Linked DNA regions of Homo sapiens: region 1 is linked to region 2. The links are chromatin loops, found by intact Hi-C in ENCODE. Cell type or tissue: mammary epithelial cell. All regions are shown on one strand.

Region 1 (8,000 bases), 390 kb after region 2:
CAATATTAAGTGTTGGCAAGTATATGGAGCAGCATTTTTGATGGAAATATAAAATTGTGCAACAATTTTGGGAAAGGATTGACAATTTCTTATAATGGTAAACATGTACTTGTCACATGACCCAGAAGTTCCACTCCTAGGTGTTTATTAGAAAAATGAAAACATATTTCTGCACAAAGACAAGAATGTTTATGGCAGCTTCTTTATAAATCATATAGTCAAGATTTATAAAGAACTCATACAACTCAATAGCAAGAAAACATATAACCCTTCATTCACAATAGCCCCAAATTGGAAACAATACAAATGTCTAATACATCTGTTAGGGTTCAATCAGAATATAGAAACCACACAGTAATTTGAAGAAAATTTTAATATAAAAATTATTAACAGGATTTTCACAAGCAATAGAATGAAACTGGACCTTTATCTTACACCAGGCAAAAAATTCAACTCAAAATGAGTAAAAGCCCTAAATGTAAGATCTGAAACCGTAAAACTCCTAGAAGAAAACATAAGAGAAAGTCTCCTTGACATTAGTCTTGGCAGTGATTTCTTGGATGTCACACCAAAAGCTCAGGCTACAAAAGCAAAAACAAATAAATGGGACTATTTAAAACTGAAAGCCTTCTGCACAGCAAAGTAAACAATCAACAAAAGGAAATGACAACCTACAGATTGAGAAAAATATTTGGAAACCACATATCATATAAAGGGTTAATATCCAAGCTTTATAAATAACTCATACAACCAGGCCGGGCGAGGTGGCTCACACCTGTAATCTCAGCATTTTGGGAGGCCAAGACGGGTGGATCACCTGAGGTCAGGAGTTCAATACCAGCCTGGCCAACATGGTGAAACCCCGTCTCTACTAAAAATACAAAAATTAGCCAGGCATGGTGATGCGTTCCTGTAATCCCAGCTACTTGGGAGGCTGAGGCAGAAGGATCACTTGAACCTGGGAGGTGGAGGCTGCAGTGAGCCAAGATTGCGCCACTGCACTCCAGCCTGGGTGACAGCAAGACTCCATCTCAAAAAAAAAAAAGGGGGGGGGGCAAAAAATCTGAATAGCCATTTCTCCAAAGATGACATAATAATGGCTACCAAGTGCATGAACAGGTGCTCAACATCACTAATCATCAAGGAAATACAAATCAGAAACATTATGAGATAGCACCTCACATGTGTTAGGATAGCTGTTATCAGAAACATAAGAGATAACAAGCGTTGGCAAGGGTGTGGAGAAAAGGGAACGGTTATACACGGTTGAATGTAAATTGGTACAGCCATTATGGAAAACAGTAAGGAAGTTCCTAAAGAAGTTAAAATATAACCATATGATCCCAATTAAAATATACCATATGGGCCGGGTGCGGTGGCTCACGCCTGTAATCCCAGCACTTTGGGAGGCCAAGGCAGGCGGATCACGAGGTCAGGAGATCGAGACCATCCTGGCTAATACGGTGAAACCCCGTCTCTATTAAAAACACAAAAAATTAGCCAGGCGTGGTGGCGGGCGCCTGTAGTCCCAGCTACTCGGGAGGCTGAGGCAGGACAATGGCGTGAACCCAGGAGGTAGAGCTTGCAGTGAGCTGAGATTGCGCCACTGCACTCCAGCCTGGGCGACAGAGCGAGACTCCATCTCAAAAACAAAACAAAACAAAACAAAACAAACAAACAAACAAAAAACCATATGACCCAGCAATCCCTCTTCTGCATATAAACCCAAAGGAAATAAAATCACCACCTCATAAAGGTATCTGAACTCCCATGTTTATTTCAGCATTATTCACATTATTTTACCTATAAGATAATGTTCTATATCTTACAGGTAAGATATAGAAACAATGATGAATGGATAAACATATATATATATATAACTGATATATATAAACCAGTTATATATATATATAACAGTTATATATATGTTATATATAATGGAATAATGGAATATTATTCGCCTTTAAAAAGGAGGAGATCCTGCTATTTGCCACAACGTGAAAGAAGTTGAAGGACATTATGCTAAATAAGCCAGACACGGAAAGAAAAATATATGATCTTACTTATATGTGGGATCTAAAAAAAAGTCAAATATACAGAGATAGAGAATAAAACGGTGGTTACCAGGGTCGGTGTGGTGGGGAAGGAAATGGGGAATGTAGGTCGAAGGATACAAAGCAGCAGATATGTAGGATGAACAAATGGAAAGACCTAAGGTACAACATAAGGACTCTAGTTAATAATAGTGTATTTTATTCAGGATTTTTGCTAAATGAGTAGATTATAGCTGTTCTTGCCACAGGGGAGAAAATGAGTAACTATGTGAGATGATGGATATGTTAATTTGTTCCACTATAGTAACCATGTTACTATATATATGCATCTTATATAACATCATGTTGTGTACCTTACATATATATTAAAATTTATTTTTTTAAAAAAAGATTAATTCTAGCAGAGGAGTAATTCTGAAGGTGTAAACGGAACTCTAAAGACTATCCTAAGGCTGAAGGAGAGTGCCCAAGAAAGGAACACATTGGAAGAAGGCCCTCTCCTTAAAGCTGGGATTCGAACCTTGTTGGAAAACGTGTAATGAATGTGATGTGAAGAAGTGTGCTGGGTTTCCCAGCCCAAACCTGGTCTAGAGTCTCAGGTAAGCAAGGCAACACCCCCAGGTACAGGCAGGCAAGGCTGGCAGGCGTATGCACAGGGAGAGTCAGAATCAGGAACCTACTCGCAGGCAGAGTCATCGAAGGCCTGGGAGGCATGGAAACCCTGCAGGGAGCTGGCGGGCCATGCTGGCAGCTGGCACACAGGGAGTCAGAGGGCCAGGGCCGCTCACCTCCGTACAAAGCCTGAGATGGGTAGAGTCCATGTGGGGAGGGCTGTGGGAGGTGGGCACAGGGCTACGGCTGGGGCTGTGAGCTCAGAGGCATGAACGTGCTGGGGACGCACAGCCAGGGCAGAACCCTAATGGATGTCCCCATGCATTTGCCCCTCGCAGCAGCGCACTAGTGGAGAAAGAGAAGCAAAACTTCTCTTTCTCAGTGAAGCACACTGGCTCCAGAAGTTTCTCCCTCCAGCAGTGTCCTACCAGCGCCATCTACTGACAAAACCCAACACTGTTCTCACTGCAAAGGAGACATGGTTAATGGGGCTATGCCACTATGCAGAACAGGCAATGAAGGGTAGATTTGGAGTTGAAAGGCCACACATTGAAACTGTCACATCTAGCAATAGGTGCAGTGAAAAAACAATCTGTGGTGTATTACAATAATGCGATAATACTCAGCACTAAGGGGAACGAATTCTGATAATACAGTTAGTCCTCCATACCCACAGGTTCTGCATCCGCAGATTCAATCAACCACAGATAAAAAATGTTTTAAAAAATAAACATACAATAAATATAATACAAATAAGTCTAGGTGGGTTGGCTCATGCCTGTAATCCCAGCACTTTGGGAGGCCGAGGTGGGCAGATCACTTGAGGTCAGGAGTTCGAGACCAGCCTGGCCAATATGGCAAAACCCTGTCTCTACTAAAAATACAAAAATTAGCTGGGCATGGTGGTCCACCCTGGAATCGGGAGACTGAGGCAGGAGAATCTCTTGAACCTGGGAGGCAAAGGTTGCAGTGAGCCGAGATTGCACCACTGCACTCCAGCCTGGGTGACAGAGGAGACTCAGTCTCAAAAACAAAACAAAACAAAACAAGACAAAAATAATACAAATAAAAACAATACAGTATAACAACTATTTACATAGAATTTACATTATATTAGGTATTATAAATAATCAAGTGATGATTTAAAGTATACAGGAGGATGTGTGTAGGTTACATGTAATACTATGACATTTTACTTAAAGGACTTGAGCATCCAAGCATTTTGTTATCTGTGGCTTCCGAGAACCAATCCTCTGCACTGCAGGCAACAAAATAAATGTATTGCAAAAACAATACTGAATGAAAGATATCAAGCACAAAAGGTAAATACTGTTAAATGACATTCTAGAACACACAAGACTAACCTATAGGGACAAAATGTCAGTTAGTGTTGCCTGAGGATTTGGGGTGGGTGGAGATATTGACTACAAAGGATCACAAAGGAGTTTGGGGGGATGATGAAAATGTTCTGTATCTGAATGGTGGCTCCATAGGTGTATACATTTATCAGAATACATCAAACTGTACCCTTTAAATGGGTGCATTCTATTTCATGTAAATTATACCTCAGTTATGTCTGTTTTTAAAATATCATCTGAGACTGGGCATGGTGGCTCACATCTGTAATCCCAGCAATTTGGGAGGCTGAGGCAGGAGGATTGCTTGAGGATAGGAGTTCAAGATGAACCTGGGTGACACAGTGAGATCCTATCTCTACAAAAAAATTTAAAAATATATTGTGGATTCCTAATTAGGGAAAATGAATCAGGCTGGCAGGACAGAGGGAAGGTTAAAAGAAAAAGCAGATAAGCTATACATCTGCCTTTCTTCATGGCCCAGCGCAAATAACTCACAATCTTCCTGCGCCCAACTTATCACCAGACACCTGCACGTGAGCTCTCTGTAACCAGGGCATTATCAATACTGTACAAAGCCCTCTTCAGCACACAGCACCATCCTATAAAATCCCCAGTAAGCCTTTGTCTCTTTGCAGTCAGCTCCTTTCTGGCTGGCCTGCCCATTGTACCCTTGCAACATATTTTCATACTTTCTCTAATAAATCTGCCTTTTTTACCTACAACTATCTTGGTAAATTCTTCTTACGATCCGTGCCACCAGCCCAGTCACTAATCACCTACAACATATATCATCTGAAAATCAGATGTCTACAGTTGTGTAGGATCTAGACCACCATCACCTCCCAAACCCCATTACCTTATAAATTCCAGGGCAGGGGTCTTTTGATCATAGCTTGGATGGAAACACTGGAAACCTTCCCTCTTCCTGCGGGAGGTGGATTCTCAAAGTGGGAAAGCCTTGGTGGTCAGAATAGATTTTCGTGGATTATTCCTGGGATATGAATGAGATGGTACAGAAGCAGGATATTTCCCTGACCCCTTCATGGGACTCGTGACAGGGATGCCTTGTTTACTCAGCCTGCCACTCTCAACTCCTCACAGGAGGGAGCGTGCAAGTGAACCAGGTGGAACTGGAGTGCATGAGTGGACTAGAGTGGCTGAAACTGGCCGGCCACTCTGGCACCGGCAGGAGCAAATTCCATGCAGGCCCCATGGCAGCTTCCAGGTGGGGCTGCCTGTGACCCCTGAAGCCCCAGGGTGCGTGTTGTAGTGCTCTTTTAGCTCTGCTGTCTGTGGATGGCTTAAGTGTTAACAGCTCAGTGGGCCCTTTGCCTTGTCACATGGGGCGGCTGCCCTCCGCCAGGGAGAGCAAAGGGCCAGTGTGGCAGCCTTTTGTATCTGCATTCGTGGCTCCCAAGCTCTTGTCCAGTATCCAGGAAAAATGAGGTCTCACGAAGGAATTGAAGGACGGTAAATGTGGGGGATTTTATTGCCAATGAAAGTGGCTCTCAGTGGGAAGGGAAGCTGAAAAGGGGATGGAGGATTGGTAATCTTCCCCTGGAGTCCAGCTGTCTCCAGCCAGATTCTTCTCTGAAATTATACCATCAAGCTGTCTCTCTGAAGTCAAGCTGCTTCTCTCCAACATCCAGCCATAGTCCCATATACTGGCTGAGTCTGGGGTTTTTATATGCACAGGATGGAGCAGGGCAGGGCCATGGTGGTTTAGGAAAAGGCAACATTTGAGCAGGAAAACTGGGATATAAGTTCTCACTTTTGGCTGTGGTTTAGGCTTTTCAGTTTGAGGGTAGGGTTTCTCTGGGGACCCTTTTCTGCCTAGAATTTCTCTGCTTCCTGTCCCTGTCAGTACCTGGATATTACTCAAGAAAGTCAAGTGATGGTCTTTCTAAGGGTAGGCCCCTGCCTTCTTCTCTAACTCAGCCCTCCAATCCAGTGCTCCCAGTGGTGGGTACCTACCCCAGAGAACTCTCACATGTATCAGAAGTGGGCATGTATACAGTTCAGAACTGTCCATCATGGTCAGAGTTGAAGGCAACCTAGGTTGTGTCCACCACTGGGGAAATGAATGAGGACAATGTGGAGGAGACACCCTAAGGATGCAGTGCAGAAGTTAGAAGCACAGATGACATATGCACACATCGACAGATCTTAAAAATAGAGTGCTGGGTGACAAGATAGAAAAAATGAAATCTAGAGCATAATATGTGCAAAAACTAAAGATATGGCCACAAAATGACACCACATATTTTACAAGAATAGATACAAATTCATATCAAAATATTTTGAGAGTTTTTTTAAAAGAAGGTGGTAGAAGTGAGAAATGGGTATGAAAGTGAGTAAATAAATAAAACAAAACAGAGGCCTTGCCCAGGCCAATGATAAAAGTAGGTTGTGAACTGGGGGAAATGATAAGCTCAGTCCTCTGCTCCTAAGGGGTTAAAATAAGAATGTTTCCTCATCCCAAGATTAAATGTGTTCTATGGCCAAATGGACTTTATTGGATAAATATGACATAGAAGTAAATCAAGCGATCCAAATCGAGTTGTCTGGATTATATAAAAGGACAGGGAAAACACAACTTCTTAGGAGTATTCCATTCACACCACCATCAGGCTACAGCTGCCTGACATTTCCAGGCTGGTCCCTCTGTATTGGGTAATGGTAATGAAACCGATCCCACAGTCCTATAGACAATTCTTTGAGATAAACATAGAAATTGGGCCAGGCGCAGTGGCTCATGCTTGTAATCCCAGCACTTCGGGAGGCCAAGGTGGGCGGATCACGAGGTTAGGAGATCGAGGCCATCCTGGCTAACAAGGTGAAACCCCACCTCTACCAAAAATACAAAAAATTAGCTGGGCGTGGTGGTGTGCACCTGTAGTCCCAGCTACTTGGGATGCCAAGGCAGGAGAATCGCTTGAACCCAGGAGGCGGAGGTTGCAGTGAGCCAAGATCGTGCCACTGCACTCCAGCCTGGGCAACACAGCAAGACTCTGCCTCAAAAAAAAAAAAAATTGAAATCGACCTTGGATAAACATAGAAATTGACCCTTCTGGTCTGAAAGCTTGAAACTTATATTCCTTTTATCTGAGTTCCTTCCTCCAGAAAGGACCCTGAGGCCTCTTGGAAAGTATCAAAGAACTGAAACTCACCAGATTGCCTCATCCAAATAATGAGATGCCAGACCCCTGGTTTTGTTTCCTTACCCCTCCCTAGTTCCTGTTTTCCAACAAATTGTTGTATTTCTTCCCTGCTATATAAACCCCTAATTTTAACCAGTTAAGGAGATAGATTGGAGATTGAGCTCCCATCTTCTTGGCTGCAGCACCCAGTTAAAGCCTAAAAGCCTTCTTCCCTGTCAGTACTTGTTGTCTTAGTCATTGGCTTTCTGTGAAGCAAGCCCCAGGACTTGGATGGAAACCTGGTTGTTTCACTGACAGCAACAGTGAACCATTTGTGCAAGATGGTCTGTGTCTGTGTGTGTTATCAGAGTGCCCATGACCTAACTGTTGAAACGAATAGGAATAATCAGAATTCAGAGTCTACTTGCAATTTTTCCTGCACTTTAATCCCTATAGTATCTGTCATGTACAAATAATAAGATCTCCACTTAAATTTGATGTAAGGAATGGGAATGGAGGCACACGCTAACCTCAGGCAGCAAGATAACCAAGACATGGTGGTGGCTGAGAACCCAGTCTTGGAAAAGAGGCCTTTATCTGAGGAAGATGCCCCTCCACGCTGTATGTCTGCTGGTCATCATCCAGTGTCTTCCATGTTCACTGGGTCACCAGGATGCTGGGTATCACATTCCCAGGAGCTCTGGGACAAGCCAGGTTCTCACTGGTAGGGACAGAGGGCATGCCCAGTGGAGTGTGGGAATCACCAGGCCTGGTGAGGGCTTGTTGGGGCAGATGTCCTAGCAGGAGCAGAAGAGGCCTATCTGGGCCCAAGGCTC
Region 2 (8,000 bases):
ACACGGACTGGATGTGTCATAACATGTCTGTCATCGCCCCAGCTAGCCTGATGACTGCTCAAAGGCAAGGGATGCAGGGCTAGCACCCTGCAGCTTAGCAAGCATCTGAGGACTGGGTGGGCCATGCACTGATGGCCCAGTCCACCTCTCAGCCCAGCGTTCCCAGGCACCTTCTGATTCCAGGCTCTCTGTGCCCTGTTCCTCCTGACCCCAAAGCCCCATGCTGCAAAACATTTGCTGGTCCACTCCTGAGGCCTTAGTATCAGCAAAGTTCAATTTCAGGTCAACAAACACAGTGATGCTGTCTAAGTGCCGTGAGATCAAGAACTTTGTCCGTCTCATTTAGCACGGTGTCCTCAGTGACAAGGGCAGTCCCAGCATATAGTACGCATTCACATTTGCTGACTGCTGAAAAACGTAAATAAGTGCCCTTCCCTTTACATCCCTGTCACCCTGGGCTGGGAATTCAAAGGTGATTAAAGGCATCGTCCCTCCTCCATGTGCCTAACAGTACAGCGGGCTGAGAATGCCACATGCCCTCGGCATGAAATCTAACGCAAGGTACGCCAGCCTGGAAAATCTTTGGATACGGTTAAGCCAACCAGTGCTCCAACCCAGCAGTTCTCCCAGGACTATGGCTGGGGATCCCATGAATTAATATAAAATATACATATGAAAGCAGTGAGAGCAGCGGCTGGCACACAGTAAGTACACATGCCAGGGTCTCATATTAGTATCTATACTGTGTTCTGGGAGTTGAGGGGAGTAGGGATGGAGAAGAATTTTAATCAGGAATCCCCTCCAGTTTCCTGGGCTGGTACCTGTCTTAAAAACTTTCTGTGGTCAATGAAAGATTAGGGAGGAATTACATAATGAAAAAGAAAAGTTTTTCCTCTCTGGTAGGTCTGAGTGCCCAAAACCTCAGGGTTCTTTGGGATGGACTCAAGCAGTCTCACTTCTTGTCTCTAATCATCAATCACGTTCATAAATGCCCCTTCTACACCCTTCTAAGCCCTGTGGAGGTTCAAACACTTGACTCACCACGGGATGACTGGTCGTAGGGTCAAACTCTGTAGAATTGGCATCTGAAATACCAAAATACTTGTTATGAAAATAGTTACAAACGAAAGTGATTAATAGTTTCATTGCTAAGCTCTAAACACAACTTCCCTCCTCAGTTTAAGATCAGTGATTAGAACAAAAACTAAAGATAGCATCCCCCTGACCTCATCCCCAGACGAGATCTCACTGTTGTCCAGGCTGGAGTGCAGTGGTGCGATCATAGCTCACTGCAGCCTTGAACTCCCAGGTTCAAGCAATCCGCCAGCCTCAGCCTCCCAAGAAGGTCAAACTACAGGGGCACACTACCACATCCAGCTAATTTTTTTTCATTTTTTGGAGAGACAAAGGCTATATTGCCAGGCTAGTCTCAAACACCTGGGCTCAAGCAATCCTCCTGCTTTGGCATCCCAAAGTACTGGGATTACAGGTGCAAGCCACCAGACCGGCAATAAATAGCATTTTTAAGACATAAAATACTCAACCCACACACACGTGAATTTTTTTACGTTAAGTATAACTCTCTGGAAAGTCAATCAGTACAAAATGGGAAAATCAAAACTAATGGCATAACCTAGTAATTTTTAATTAGATACTGTATCTTTGACAGTTTTTTTTTTTTGAGACAGAATTTCACACTTGTGGGCAACAAGTGTGGGCAGGCTGGAGTGCAATGGCGTGATCTCGGCACCAAAACCTCCACCTCCAGGTCTCAAGCGATTCTCCTGTCTCAGCCTCCCGAGTAGCTGGGATTACAGGTATACACCACCATGCCCAGCTAACTTTGTATTTTTAGTAGAGACGGGGTTTCTCCATGTTGGTCAGGCTGGTCTCGAACTCCTGACCTCAGGTGATCTGCCTGCCTCGGCCTCCCAAAGTGCTGGGATTACAGGCGTGAGCCACTGCGCCCCGCCTGTGACAGTTCTTATATTGTTTGTTTGTGTTTTAAGACAAGAGTCTCACTATGTCACCCAGAATGGAGTGCAGTGGCACAATCTTGGCTCACTGCAACCTACACCTCCAGAATTCAAGTGATTCTCATGTCTTGGCCTCCCAAGTAGCTGGGATTACAGGCGCACACCACCACACCTGGTTATTTTTTGTATTTTTAGTAGAGATGGGGTTTTTCCATGTTGGCCAGGCTGGTCTCGACCTCCTGGCCTCAAGTGATTAACCCAACTCAGCCTCCCAAAGTGCTGGGATTACAGGCCTGAACCACCATGCCCAGCCAAGTTTTTATATTGTCTTAATGTTTCAGACTCTTGTCTCTCTGAGATAAACAAGTACTATTTCTTCTATACTTCTTTCATCTTCAGCAGCTAATACAAAGCCCTACTCAACTGTTTCACTCAATAGCTCAGTCAGAAATGAACTGATTTCAACTCAACCTTTCTAACCTTCATTGAACTTACCGTCTAACCAAAGCAAAACCACTAAAGACCAAAAGGCAAAGGACCAAGTTCCTGGTACTATGTGAACGCTGGGCACTGTTCTCCTCCTGGCCTGAACCAGGGTCCAGTCTCAACTGAAGTGTAAGCTCATCACCAAAGCACCTACCCATTTGGGAACCTAAGTGAGAGGCAGAGGTCTGGGGCTGTGAAGGATCCAGGGAGACCAGAAAGCCAGCTCTGGGGTGGCGGGTGATAAGACAGTGCCTCTCAGGACTCAGAAGCCAGCACTCAAGGGCATGCTGTCTACCAAACTAAGCCACACCGCCAGGTCACTGTGAAGCAGCCTCTCAGGGAAAGGGTGAATGAAACCCAGCCCTAAACCATATGCTGGCCACCAGAGTCACTTGTTCTTTATAAAGTCAAACTGCTTTTACATTCCTTCAGGTTACTTTATTTTCCACAGAATTTACAAGGTCTTTCTGAAAATCTAGTATTTGTCGGGTGGGCTACAGAGAATAAATGGGCTGTGGTGGACCATTCCAGGGTGGCCCCAGTGCAGCATGCTCAGTCTTCACACCCATGTGTGTTCTCCTCCCCTGCCGGCTCGGGGCTTGGCCACGTGACTTGTTTTGGCCAACGGGACATCAGCAGGCCTGATAAGTGCCTGCATAACAGGCCTGTCATTTTGGAGTCCAGCTGCCCACCCTGTGTGAGGAAGCTTGGGCTGGATTAATGAATGATGAGCCACTAGGTGGAGACAGCATCTTGACGTCCCGGCTGGGCCGAGCTCACAGCTGAACACAAGGCAGGAGTGTGCCATCTCAGATAGTACACCACGTGCAGCTGAAACCCAGGCACTGAGCCAAACCACAGAATACTGAGATGAGAAGTCACTGCTGTTGGGAGCCACTGAGCTTTAGGGAGGTCTGTCACATAGTAATACACAGCTAGGCGAAGAGCTGATATTATCTGAGCATTTCCCTATTTTCCAGGCACTACTAGAGACTATTTACATACATTATCTCCCTTAATCATGTGAAGTACGTACCTTTATTACTCCCATTTTACAGAAAAAACGGAGGCCCATAAAGGCTAAGTAAATTGCTTAAAATCACCCATAAGCGGTAAGGTTGGAATCTGAGCCCAGTTTCAATAGCTCCAGAGCCCAGGTTCTCATAATAACTGCCCAAGCCTCACTTAGGACAAGGACTTCACACCAGGCACCAGCTTCAGGATGGTGGCCACGGTGATCAAAGTGACAGAATCTCAAGAACAGGAACACAGAGGCAGAAGGCAAAGGAGGGAGTCTGGCTGTGCTCCCTCCTTCCTGCATGGAGGAGCCGTGCTGTTCCTCAAGAGGCAAGGCAGCTCCCTTACGGCACACCATGAGGTGCTAGGAACCCAGGCCTGCCCTTCTCCAAAGCTCCTGATCACCCAGGCGGCAACAGGCCTCATATCCTCCAGAAATACACAAGCGGGAATTGAATGAGTGTCTTAATGCACGCTTACCTTGCCATCCCAGCACGTTTCTTGAGAATTCAACCACTGCCAACTGCATCCCTAAGCACACGCCTTCCAGTCGGGGGGAAAAAACAAACAAAACTCCATTGAAAAGGCAGCTCCTACTTTTCCCAGCAGCCTCTGCAATGGCCTTTGTGTCCTTTATTTGGAGAATTATAATTGCAAACTCATAACTTCCTGCTATGAACAAGTACTCTCTGCTGTTACACTTTACTTGTATTAGATTTCAAAAACTGCATGTAAAGTAGATGAAAATTCTAGATTTGCAAAGTTATCCGATTTTAGAAGTAAGTGATATTCTATTCAGTACTTTTTTCCCCCCAGACAGGGTCTTGCTGTTGCCCACTCTGGAGTGCAGTGGAGAGATCTTGGCTCACTACAGCCTCAAATTTCTGGGATCCAGCAACCCTCCTGCCTCAGCCTCCACAAGTGTTGGGTTTACAGGTGTGAACCACCGTGCCTAGCCTCAGTACTTTAAAATTCAAGTTTTCTTACCCTCTCTCATTAAGTTTTTATTTATAATTGTTCAAGTTGAAAATTACTAAAATGTACAGCACCAGGAGGCATGCAAAATCATTTTGTCCAATTACAGTCAGCTGTTGTGCCAAGTGAGCAGATATAAAACTCAACCTCACGTGTGCTACAAACAGCTGGGTTCATTAAATGGACAGGAATTCACAATTCATTCTCTCAAAATTCCACGACATCTACATGTAGCTCATAAGCATAAATAAGCTTTCCAAGACTGAATTTGTCTCTAAAGAGAAAACATGAAGGCTTCTACTTGAGCTCCTATCCACAAAGACAGCATGTTTCAGTAATCCCCCCACTTTGTTCATAGGCTCCCACGTGGCACCGTTCCCCACTCTTTCCTACTCTTAAGTGAAGACTGCACTGCAGAGCTCCTTACCCAAAAAAGGCTTTTTCTGATTCCGAGCCCAGGCAATTGCTTGGATTTTTCCTTCTGTTCCTCGAACACCAAATCCTCCTGGAACCAGCACTCCACTGCACAAAAGAACAAACCACAAAGGCAATTCCCCTTTTCTACCAGTCCAACTTGCAATAATCGCCTAACGGGCCATTACCAAGACACTGAAGCCATGAATTAACCCCATACATTGTGCTACTGTGACAATGAATTGTATGTAAACACTATCAACTTAGAAACTGCATATGAAACTATGGACTTTTCTTAGTAACTTAAGAACATGCTTATTGCAAGTGAAAAAGATAGTATACATAATTGTAATACTGCCACTGCACTATCTTTGGTACTGAGTTGTTCACAATTTTTTTTTCTTGAGACAGGGTCTCACACTGTTACCCAGGCTGGAGTGCAGTGGTGTGATCACAGCTCACTGCAGCCTTGATCTCCCAAGGAGCTGGGACCACACCCAGCTGGTTTTGTTGTTTTTGTTGTAGAAACAGGGTCTCCCTATGTTGCCTGGGCTGGTCTTGAACTCTTGGGCTCAAGCAATCCTCCCACCTCAGCCTCTCAAAGTTTTAGGATTACAGGCATGAGCCACTGTGCCCAGCCCAAAATTTTAAATACATATATTAATATTAACAATTTATCTTACCTCTTGGCTTAAAATGCTCCCCTAAGGGGGCCTTTCTTCATCAGCTCTGTGTGCCGTACTGACCAAGACACTCAGAAGAAGGTGTACACCTCCGTAATATTCAACTGTTCTAGTGAACCAGAAATTCTTGCTAATGTTTTACTATTATAAATAACAGCTGCCAAAACAACTGATGAGACTCTACTGATGGGTACTCATCAAATGTTCTGGATGAAAAATCCTTAAATGAGCCTCATCAATAGATGCATATGGCAAACAATATCAAAATCAGAGCAGCTTTTCAGATCCAATGATATTGACAAGCTGCATTTTTTAAGGATTAAATCAGATGGCATGTAGTCTTTTCAACAATTAAAAAATATTTTAACAAGTCAATTACCTACTACTGGCACATGAAAACAAGAGGACTTTTTCATTAAAACAAACCAAAAGAACTCTGGAAACCCAAGGCAGCGAACTCTACTCACTGAGCACTACAGAGCTTCTGCCAAGCTTCGTGGTAGCGCACGGGCTCTTCTTGCGAGGTGATGGGCTCCAAGTCCGCAGAATCTATGTACTGGATGTTATTCAGACAGGGGAGAAAAGCAGGCTCGTGACCCCAGGCTGTGCGTTCTTAATTTTTAAATAATATTATCATTTTATCAAAGTTGTCTTTCTTGATTCTGGCTTTAAAGTGATCATCTTAATACTGGCTTTAAAGTGATCAACTTAATATATTTAATAACTTAAACATTTTTTAAATATGAGGTTTTAAAATACAACAGTTTCCTTCAAAATCATTAAATTCCCAAATCTCTCTCTTTCTGCACTCTACTGTGTTCAGGATCGGGTCTCAGCTAAGCCTCTGCAGCAGACTCTAGAGGGCTTTCTGTTCAATGACAGCCTCCTCAGCCCATCTTCCGCCCAGCTTTTGTGGGTTTTTTCTTTTTCTTTCTACCATATTGAAGCATAATTCACATACAATAAAATACAAGCATTTTAAGTGCATACTTTGAAGAGTTTTGTCAAACATACACACCAAGATATAGAATGAGCCGGGCGTGGTGGCTCACACCTATAATCCCAGCACTTTGGAAGGCCGAGGCGGGTGGATCACTTGAGGTCAGGAGTTCGAGACTAGCCTGGCAAACATGGTGAAACCCCATCTCTACTAAAAATACAAAAAAAAAAAAAAAATAGCTGGGTGTGGTGGCATGCACCTGTAGTCCCAGCTACCCAAGAGGCTGAGGCAGGAGAACTGCTTGAACCTGGAAGGCAGAGGTTGCAGTGAACTGGGATCATGCCACTGCACTCCAGCCTGGGTGACAGAGCGAGACTCCATCTCAAACAAAACAAAACAAAACAAAACAAAACAAAACAAAACAAAACATAAGTTACCATCTTCCCAGAATGTGCCCCTCTACCTCCTACCCCAAACAACCTCAGATCCAATTTCTATCATCACAGATTCGTTTTGCCTCTTATAGAACATCATATAAATGGAGCCAAATAGTATATAACCTTTTGTGTCTGGCTTCTTTTGCTTAGTGTTTTTGAAGTTCATCCATGTTGCTGTGTTTATCAGTTGTTTGTTCCTTTTCTTTTTTAACTTTTTTTTGCAGAGACGGGGGTCTCGCTATGTTGACCAGGCTGCTCTCGAACTACTGGTCTTAGGCGATCCTCCCACAGCAGAGCCTCCCTAAGTGTTGGGATTATGGGCTTGAGCCAGTCAGTGTTCAGCCTGGTTTCTTCCTTTTCATTGCTGAGTGGTTTCTACTATATAAATAAACCATTACAAATTGATCCATTGACAGGCTATAAATATTTGGGTTGTTTCGAGATTTCAGCTATTACGAATAATTTGTCCATTTGAATAAAAATCTTTTTTTGTGGACGTTTTCAAGTCTCTCAAGTGAGTATCTGGGAATGGACTTATTGGATCACACGTCTCTACCTTGATAAGAAACTACCAGACTGTTTTCTAGTGTGGTGGTGCCATTTTACACTCCCGGCAGCAAGGTAAGAGCTCCACAGCCTCTCTAACACTCAGCCGCTCTAGGGGGTTTGTGTCACTATCTCATTGTGACTTCATCTGCACTGATTTCCCTAACTAGAGGTGTTGAGCACCTTTTCGTGTTTATCACCTACATCTTTTTTTGGAAGTGTCTGTTCAAATCTCGTGCCCACTTTTTAAATTAGGGTGTTCACCACTTTTCTACAATCTCCTACCTAAACCCTGCAGTTAGTTTCCTGAACCTCAGGGTAAGACCCAGATTTGGCCCAGTTCATGGAATTGTGGGCAGGCCCTCACCAGCCTGTCTCCAGACAGCCTCCAATTCACAATTTCCATCCACAGTGTTTCCAACTGCTCCACATCTCCAAGCCCTTGGACGTGCTCTATCTATTCTAACAGGAATGCCCCTTCCGAGCCTTCTCCATCCTACCCAACCCAACCTGGTGTCCCTCCATG

What was found. Peaks named below come from ENCODE experiments on the same cell type or tissue, not always from the same donor. Only the 100,000 strongest peaks of a DNase experiment are listed, where the experiment ranks them.
Region 1: it touches region 2 in a loop (17-fold over the local background); 4 of 110 quality-filtered maps call a loop at or near these places.

Annotation. Positions count from the first base shown.
Region 1 is chr1:40,607,560-40,615,559 of GRCh38, reverse strand. No RefSeq gene overlaps it. Among named protein-coding and RNA genes, the nearest start is that of RIMS3, 54 kb to the left of the region's middle. RefSeq lists a silencer at 3,165-3,224. In mammary epithelial cell, a CTCF peak has its summit at 3,103 (motif pointing left); a DNase peak (open chromatin) is centred at 3,089; H3K4me3 peaks cover 181 bases.
Region 2 is chr1:40,999,136-41,007,135 of GRCh38, reverse strand. CTPS1 (CTP synthase 1) reads right to left here. Exons shown (of 19, transcript NM_001905.4): 10 at 6,019-6,107; 11 at 4,882-4,976; 12 at 3,960-4,022; 13 at 1,042-1,085. Among named protein-coding and RNA genes, the nearest start is that of SLFNL1-AS1, 11 kb to the left of the region's middle. RefSeq lists a silencer at 1-113 and enhancers at 1-251, 2,996-3,145. In mammary epithelial cell, a CTCF peak has its summit at 3,191 (motif pointing right); a DNase peak (open chromatin) is centred at 3,295; H3K27ac peaks cover 1,243 bases.